Regions from separate parts of the Homo sapiens genome. Here regions 1 and 3 are each linked to region 2. The links are chromatin contacts, found by Hi-C or POLR2A ChIA-PET in ENCODE. All regions are on one chromosome and are shown on one strand. The core of a region is the stretch at or near the end of the contact, and the rest is flanking DNA. Distances in the headings are between cores, read along the strand shown.

Region 1 (2,700 bases), core at 86-2,585, 140 kb after region 2:
AAAGTATGAATAGTTGGTTCTGTGGCTTTTGCTTATGCCTTGGAAAATCATGGAGAGGAGGGTTAGAGAGAAAAGGGCACATGGTACTATGTATACCTACTCTGTTTTTCTTCCATATCACGGGGTGTAGACACTAAGACTGAATGCGCCCATATCTAGGGATTGGAGAAGTACCCCGGATATGATTGGATGAGAAATGATCTATTTCAATGCAATAATGTGTTTTAGCTGATTGTACATTATTGGATAACCATGATCGGGGTTGATTTGGAAAAAGGTGTATAAATTATCCATATTCCTTGCAATTGTGAACCCAACAGTAAACAGAATTATATGAACGAGCTTATTAAAATTTAAAACATAAAATGAGGTTTTACCTTCTGATCTCTTGCATCTTTGCCCTTGAATCAAACATGGATGTGAAATAAAATGATGCATGTTTAAAATGTAGTTATTAAATTCTCCAACTATATCAGTGTTGGAGGCCAAAAGAATGAGGGTTGTGATTAACTCAGTATACCACTGGAGGCTATATGAGTAAACAGCAAACTGTTCTCATAAAGGCAGAATGTTGGCAAACTGACAAATTGCGTCTGCCACCCAGAGGGAACGCTGAGTGCAGTCACGCCTCAGGCGCAAGTGTTTCTTGTGATTAGGCACATCTGAAGCCTGTTAGCAATAATGGGAACCTATGATCAATCAAGCAGCTGACGGATCGCTACCTCCTCCTCCCTGCTCTTTCTATCCAATAAATACGGAGGGCTGTGAAAGCTCAAGGCCCTTGCTCACTAGAAGCAAGGAGCCCCCGACCCCTTCTTTAAAATAGATTCTTTTGTCTTAAGTTTTCATTTCTGCGTTCGTCCTCTTTCATTCAGTCCCGTAGTAACTGTCACAAGCGGCGTTTGTCCTCCTTTGTTCAGTCTCGTAGTGACTGTTACATATTAGGGTATACAAAATTACAGCTAAGAAAAAAATCTTATTCTTTATTGTATTTTTATGGAATTTTATTCATATGGCTTTAGTTTTAGAGACATGAGTTTCTATACTTCTCTTTCATAATGAAGATTACCCTTTTCCTTTTGTTCAAATCAATAAGAAAAAGTGGCTGCAGTTACAAATAAGTTACAGTCACCTACATACAATGGGATGAGGCTCTGGGGGACTTCAGGAGGCAGTGAGTATATTGTGCATGTGGAATGTGAATCACGGGGGTCAGAAGGTAGACTGGGGTAGGCAGCCCCCAGATGGCTCCCAGTGACAGCAGCCTCCTCTTATTCTTGTTCTTGTATAATTCCCTCACATTGATTGTGGCCTGGATCTAGTGACTCGCTTCTAACAAATAGAATGCCAGAAAGGTGAGTCACTTCTGAGATTAGGTTATAAAAATAGGGTGAAGTCTATCTTGCTCTCTTGCTTGCTTATTCTGAGGGGGGCCAGCTGCCTTGTTGTAAGCACCCCACGGACAAGCCCTATGTGGCAAAGAACTGAGAGTGGCCTCTGGCCAACAGCTAGTGAAGAACTGAGGCTGAATCTAACAACCCATGAGGACTTGAATCCTGCCAACAACCACGTGAGTGAGCTTGAAAACAGATGAAGCCTTCAGATGACTGCAGGCTCAGCCAACACCTTAATTGCATCCTGTGAGTGACCCAGCTAAGCACTCCCAGATTCCTGACCCACCTGTGAGACAATGTTAAGTCAAGTTTTGGAGTAAGTTTGGAGTAATTTACAGCTTAATTTACACAGCCCTCAAGTAGCATATGGTCTAATTAAGTAAACTAAGCACATAAATAATAGCTAACAAGTATAATATTTACTATATGCCAGAGATTCTTCTAAGCATTTTACATTTAGTTAATCATTAATCATTTTTATTTATTTATTTTTTGAGACGGGGTCTCACTCTGTCACCCAGACTGGAGTGCAGTGGCGTGATCACTGCTCACTGCAGCCTCAAACTCCCCAGGCTCAGGTAATCCTCCCACCTCAGCCTTCCAAGTAGCTGGGAATACAGGTGCGTGTCACCACACCCAGCTAATTTTTGTATTTTTTGTAGAGATGGGGTTTCGACATGTTGCCCAGGCTGGTGGTCTTGATCTCCTGAGCTCAAGTGATCCACCCACCTCGGCCTCTCACAGTGCTGGGATTACAGGCATGAGCCATCACTCCTGGCCAATCATTAATCTTTATTTCTTTTTTCTTTTTCAGACAGTGTCTTGCTCTGTCACCCAGGCTGGAGTGCAGTGGCATGATCTCAGCTCACTGCAACTGCAACCTCTGTCTTCTGGGTTCAAGTGATTCTCCTGCCTCAGCCTCCCGAGTAGCTGGGATTACAGGCTTCCACCACCATGCTCGGCTTATTTTTTTTTTTTTTTTGTACTTTTAGTAGAGACGGGGTTTTGCCATGTTGGGCAGGTTGGTCTCAAACTCCTGACCTCAAGAGATCTCCCCACCTTGGCCTCCCAAAGTGCTGGGATTACAGGTGTGAGCTACCGTGCCCAGCCAATCATTTCACCTTTATGACAACTCTATTAGGTATTATTACTATCACCATTTTATAAAGAAATTAAGGCAACATGAGGTTAAATAACTTGCTCATGGTCACACAGTAGAGCTGAGTGTCAAACTCAGTTTGGTGCCGGATTTCACGTTCATTTGTACTGCCTCTTGCCATTTCATATACCGTAATAGAAGTATGTA
Region 2 (2,700 bases), core at 103-2,602:
CAAAACTGAGTAAGTTTCCTGACGAAAATAATGAGTGTCTACTGTTCTAGGGCCTTTAACAACAACAACAACAAATTTACATTAACGCACATTATGTGCCAGGAATTGCAAGATGCATAAGATTAGTTTTTAAAATGTGCCTGCTAGAGCTGAACAGGTAAGATCATTTATTAAAGGATTTCAGGATTTTTTTTTTCCATTATGGACAAGCCTAGGTGTTGCAGAGCAGTGCTTCTCAAAGCACTGATGTGCACACTAATCATTAGGGAGCTTGTCAGAATTCAAAATCTGACTCAGTGGGTCTGGAGTGGTGTCCGAGATTTAACAAGCTCCCAGGTGATGTTGATGCTGCTGGTTGGCATTTGAGTAGCAAAGCTGTGCCGTATTTAAAGAATTAGCCCTAACTACCAATATGAAAACTTTACATCCCTGAATCTTCAATTACTCTGAGGTGACACTACTATTATTCTGGCTTCACAGTCGAGAAGGCACTGAGAAGTGAACTTTCCAGAGATCACAGAGCTGAGATGTGGGAAGGCAGGATTCAAACTTAGGTTGACTGACTGCAGGGCATTTTCAACTGTTTGCCTCCCAATATTATCTCAATTAATAGGTAACGAGAGTTCGAAGCCGGGTCCAGAGCTATCTTCTGTAACATTCTTCTGGGTCGAGTCCCTGCCCCGCTACGGTATGTGCCTAGGGTCAACACAAGGGCTGGGGAAAGAGGAAACTGAGCCTCTTTTTCAACACAACAGGGAGGACGGAGAACAGACGGCTCCTCCGGCAGACGCGACCCGGCCCGCTCCAAACAACGCTTCGGGCAGGAGAAGGTTCTCCGGGTGGTCCGCAGCCGGGCTGGAGGGGTGGGGCCTACGCTGGGAAAAGGTTCCGGGCGGGTCGTACCAACGCGCGCAGGGGGAAGAGGTTTCCGAGGCCAGGACGGTGTCGCTGCCTACGCGCTCAGTGGCGAGGTGGAGAAACTCTTCATCCACCCTCGGCTACCTGTTCGAGAGCCATGGCACCAGGAGCTCTCGCGTCCCACAGCCGACTCCTAAAGACTCTTCCTCCGGCCCCCCTGTCGAGTGGGAGTCCCCGGAAATGGGGGCCGGGCGGTATCGGGCAGGCGGTGGGGAGAAGAGTGTCCTGTCATTTACCAACTTCACTACGCCCCACACAGATCCACCCGCTTATCTGCCGCCGCCGTAGCCCTTACCAGTTCTTTGGGCGGCTTCTCCTGGGTCTTTCCAAACAGCCCCATGACGAACTGAACCCGTCTTGCCCCTTCCGGCTTTCAGTTCCCCGCGCCCAGGCAGGTCACGGGCAGCCGCCTGGGCGGGGCCCGCGGAAAAGGAGGTAGTCCCAACCCCCAGAGTAGGGAGCGGCGGCACTAGGGGATGTTGCGCATGCGCCATACGCCTGCGCAGAATCGAGTGAGTGGGAGACTAGTCAAAAAGGCTGACGTCATCGCACATGTTCTGGTCATGTCTGTGTGGGGGAGACCACGGATTCGGTGCTTTTCGTAAGGTGTAGAAATGATTGCTCTGAAAGATACGAATTTGTTGGCTACAACTGCTTCTAATACTTCACCTAAACCTAGATGTTGCACCAGAAGTCTGGATCTCCACGCAGACGTGTACACTTAGCATCACTTTCCCGACAGCTTCATCTTTGTGTCCAGTAGGCAACTCACAGGTGACAAACCAAAAATAACCTCTTTTTCCTCCCGCCAACCCACTCCTCCCCTCTGCTTGCACCACCATCACCTGGTCACTAAACCCTAGGCATCGTCCTCTCTCCCCTCTTACCAAGTCCCAACCATTCTAACTTCAATATGTCTGAACTTCAACCCTCCCCTTTCCATCCCAACTGCGGTCGTTTTTTTTCAGGCCATCGCCCTTTCCAGCGTGGGCGATTCCTGCCTAGCATTTGTCCATGTGTGTCCCGTCCTACACGCCACACTGACCGTGAGCTTAATCACACTCTCAAAGGAATCTGACTAAAGAGAACTAGACACATTTTAGCACGGACAGTTCCTGATTAGGCCTATACGGTGAGCTGATGGTTACTGTCATTAACTCATCCGAGGATGGTGAAGGGGACCATTTGTTACCTCAGCCCCATACTCCTGTCTCTGGTGGAATCATAAAATGGTTCGGCAGCTTTGAAAACATTTTGACAATTTCTTAAAATGCTAAACAAAGCCAGCCTTCCATTCCTAGCTATTTACCCAAGAGGGAAAAAAGCATATGTTCTTACAAAGACTTGTACACAAATGTTCATAGCAGCTCTATTTGTAATAGCCATAAACTGGAAACAATCCAAATGTCTATCAACAAGTGAATGGATAAACCAGTCGTGATTGATCCATACGAAGGAATAGTACTGAGCAATAAAAAAGTAAACTATTGATAAATGCAACAGCATGGATGAATCTCAAAATAATTCTGCCAAGTGAAAGAAGCCAGAACCGTATGATTCCATTTACATAACATTCTGGAAAATGCAAACTAATACATAGTGACAGAGAGTACATGGGCGGTTGCTAGCGGATAGGAGTGGGGTCAGAAAGAGGCAGAAAAGAGGGATTACAAAGAGACACGAAGTTTAGGGGGATGATGGATAATATCTTGATTGTGATGATGGTTTCACAGATGTATACAATATCAAAACTTACCAGGTTGGACACTAAGTATGTGCGAT
Region 3 (2,700 bases), core at 177-2,676, 180 kb after region 2:
ATAAAATAGCCACAGAAAGGCAGATAACTAATAGTGGAGGGATAGGGATGCAAATGTGACAGAAAGGCCTGGCAGAGTGGTTTGGCACGTTACTCCCTCATTTTTTAAATAAAGCAATAACATAACAGTGTGAATCTACCTTTCTCTTAATGTTGATAACCAAAGAAGAGGTATAAATACCGTAAGGAGAATATGGAATGTCTACATCAAAAAATGCATCTACAAAATGCTGATTATGACACACTACCAAGTTTATTTTCCAGCCCTTGGTTTGTAAAGCACTGCTATCTGGTATATGCCTAAATATGGATTATTTCATCATAGGACAGGTGCCTCATTATCAGCTTTACTAGGTATTGTAAAATTTTCCCCTGAAGGGTTTATACCAATTTACAGCCCTACCAAACACCTATAACACTTCCTGCTTCCTCATTTCTCACCTATACCTGGTATTATCAGACTTCAAATGTTTAAAGATTAATCAGATGGGTGTGAAGTAGTATCTAGTTGTACTAATTTTGCCTTTCTTTGACCATCTTGAAGGTGGGGCATCTTCTCATGTTTAACATTAGGAATTTCCCATTTGTGCATTTCATGTTCTGTCCATTTTTTCTGTTAAGTTATCTTTCTTATTGAGAGGTGTGTGTTTGTTTCAAACTCTTCTGAATACTAATCTTGTGTGGTTTGTATGCGAAGTAGCTATCGTCTGTTAGTCTGAGGAGAACCAGAATCCAGGTCTTCTTACTCTGTTAAGTATCCTTTGCTGTCTGCCTCTCACTGCTAAACCAGATTAACTGGATGCTTAAAAGGGAAATTAATTCCTGGTAGGTGCAACAATAGCACATTTTGTTGGTTCATACACTAATTTTTCTTCAAAGTAGATGGAGAAGTTTCAAAATACATGTTAATACTATTAGGGAATTGGTACTTAGGAATTAAATACTGAGTTTTATATATATTGTGACCACTGTCTGCTCAGTCATTATAATTTTATAAAATATATTTGAGAAACGGATGGGTTTTTGACGGTAAACAGTGAAAGCCATTTCCGACTGATTTGTGTATTCATGATACGGCATGATACGGCCTGTTTAGATCGCACACTTTCATAATGATGTTGTATCAAAGTTATTTACTCCTCTTCTGCCTCAGCTTCTAGATTTAGTATGTCCTGGATTTCTCCTTCCAAGTCAGAACATCCTCTCCGGATGGACACACCCTTGGATGTGTGCTTTTTTGCTTTTGGTTCTTGTTTGGATCCTTTCTTCCCAATTAAGAACAGGATGCCAAAGCTTTTCTTTGCTTAAAAAATATGAAAAGAAAAAGTATAGTAAGACAGAAGATGTTAATTATAGATGGTATTTCTCTTCATTAGCCACCTCTTGGCTGGTTTGCAGTGCTGTGGATTTTCTGGACAGCCATGCAAATGAGCTTGGTTACCTAGCAACAGAAGCTGGAACTAATGCTAGCTCTGATGCAACAGTGAGTAAGAACCTGCAGTTATAACAAAAGGAGTTTGACAGTGTATTGCATTTCCTCAACCTCTATATATTTTATAATCTTAGCTTTAATTTTTAATGCATGTGACCAGAAAATAAGCTATGGAAGTTTACTTATCTACCTCAGTAGTTTATACTGGAAAATCAGAATGGTAGAAGGGAGCTCAGAAGTGTCCAGAAAACAATCGAATGCATTGCTTATTCATGCTTCTTTTCCAAGAGCAGCAAATAAGTTACGAGCTTGAATGTAGTTAGATTTTGAGTGTAAGGGTGTTTGACTTTTCTTACCTATGTAGTAGTGACCATAGTAAGCCTTAAGAAAATAGAGATACACATAGGGCATTGTTGTAAAACTTTGTAGCAAACCCAAAGAAAATTGTTTAAATATTAGACTCTTTTTGTAATTTTCTAGTTGATGAATATTTACTTTTAATATGTATATTAAGGAAAGAATTGAAGGGATTATTTTGTTTGATCTGAGCAAGTACTGTCAGATGGTAGCTTATTAAAATTCTGACCTAATATATATATTACCGGATAAAATTGTTTCAACATGATCTGTGCTTTGAGCTGACCAGCGTGTCTTCCAGCGTTGTTTTATTTTTCCCTAAGGAATAGGTACTAATAAATTTGTTGTTTGGGGAAAAATCATTAAATGAATAAGTAGAAACCTGAAGGTTGTATTTGGATTTAATGCAGTTGATAAGTTAGTGAGAGAACTTTCTTAATTCATCTCTCTATTCTTTCCTTATACTGTGCATTTAGACATTTAGAGAGTTATGGGCAGGTTCCTGAGTTTGTAATAAACTCATCTTCAGATCTTTAGAAACCCATTCCTTTATGCATTTGAATGGCCCTTTGGGAAGTGGAATTTGGGAGAGAACAGCGTTGATCAGCCTCTGAGCTCTACTCCAGAAGAGACAGAAAGCAGTACCATCTCCGGTGTTGTAGTTGTCATAGACAGCATAAAGATAAAATAATTTACTTAAAAATACTGATGAACTGTTATAAAATTAGCTCTCAACAGGCAGAATCTGATAAATAGAAATTAAACATAATCTTATACAAGCAGTTGTGGTTCTTCAGTGCTAGTTAACAGTTTTTTCATTATATGCATGGATGCTCTTGCTTTAGCATCTAGGTACTTTGTATTATTTCTTTTTCTTTCTTTTTTTTTTTGAGATGGAGTCTTGCTCTGTCT

The links. Hi-C counts contacts between places; a loop is a spot of excess contacts on that map. ChIA-PET counts read pairs that join two places held with the same protein, here RNA polymerase II (POLR2A). Pooled maps may share reads with other maps.
Region 1: a loop to region 2 is called in a map of gastrocnemius medialis, with 4 times the contacts of the local background. The contact joins the enhancer-like site here to the promoter of CHMP3 in region 2. A Hi-C loop is called at or near these places in 2 of 168 maps with a recorded cell type or tissue (chondrocyte and gastrocnemius medialis) and 2 of 50 pooled maps. POLR2A ChIA-PET finds 5 or more read pairs at or near these places in 2 of 52 experiments (MCF 10A and common myeloid progenitor, CD34-positive).
Region 3: a loop to region 2 is called in a pooled map, with 2.4 times the contacts of the local background. The contact joins the enhancer-like site here to the promoter of CHMP3 in region 2. A Hi-C loop is called at or near these places in 2 of 50 pooled maps. POLR2A ChIA-PET finds 5 or more read pairs at or near these places in 3 of 52 experiments (WTC11, activated naive CD4-positive, alpha-beta T cell and endothelial cell of umbilical vein).

Annotation. Positions count from the first base shown.
Region 1 is chr2:86,703,281-86,705,980 of GRCh38, forward strand. All of the region lies in intron 1 of RNF103-CHMP3 (RNF103-CHMP3 readthrough), which reads right to left. Among named protein-coding and RNA genes, the nearest start is that of RMND5A, 16 kb to the right of the region's middle. Within about 2 kb of position 1,336, at least 22 of the 41 ENCODE cell types and tissues checked have a DNase peak (open chromatin) inside an H3K27ac peak, as active enhancers do; they include gastrocnemius medialis, where a contact is called at or near this core.
Region 2 is chr2:86,562,091-86,564,790 of GRCh38, forward strand. It overlaps CHMP3 (charged multivesicular body protein 3), which reads right to left and starts at 1,353. Exons shown (of 6, transcript NM_016079.4): 1 at 1,214-1,353. The coding sequence starts at 1,258. All of the region lies in intron 3 of RNF103-CHMP3 (RNF103-CHMP3 readthrough), which reads right to left. CHMP3-AS1 (CHMP3 and RNF103 antisense RNA 1) reads left to right here. Exons shown (of 6, transcript NR_183901.1): 1 at 1-157; 2 at 756-830; 3 at 1,178-1,309; 4 at 1,598-1,692; 5 at 1,887-2,050. RefSeq lists enhancers at 779-948, 959-1,058, 1,216-1,510, 1,669-1,728.
Region 3 is chr2:86,746,730-86,749,429 of GRCh38, forward strand. The region is part of intron 2 of RMND5A (required for meiotic nuclear division 5 homolog A); the gene reads left to right. Among named protein-coding and RNA genes, the nearest start is that of RNF103-CHMP3, 27 kb to the left of the region's middle. Within about 2 kb of position 1,427, at least 4 of the 41 ENCODE cell types and tissues checked have a DNase peak (open chromatin) inside an H3K27ac peak, as active enhancers do.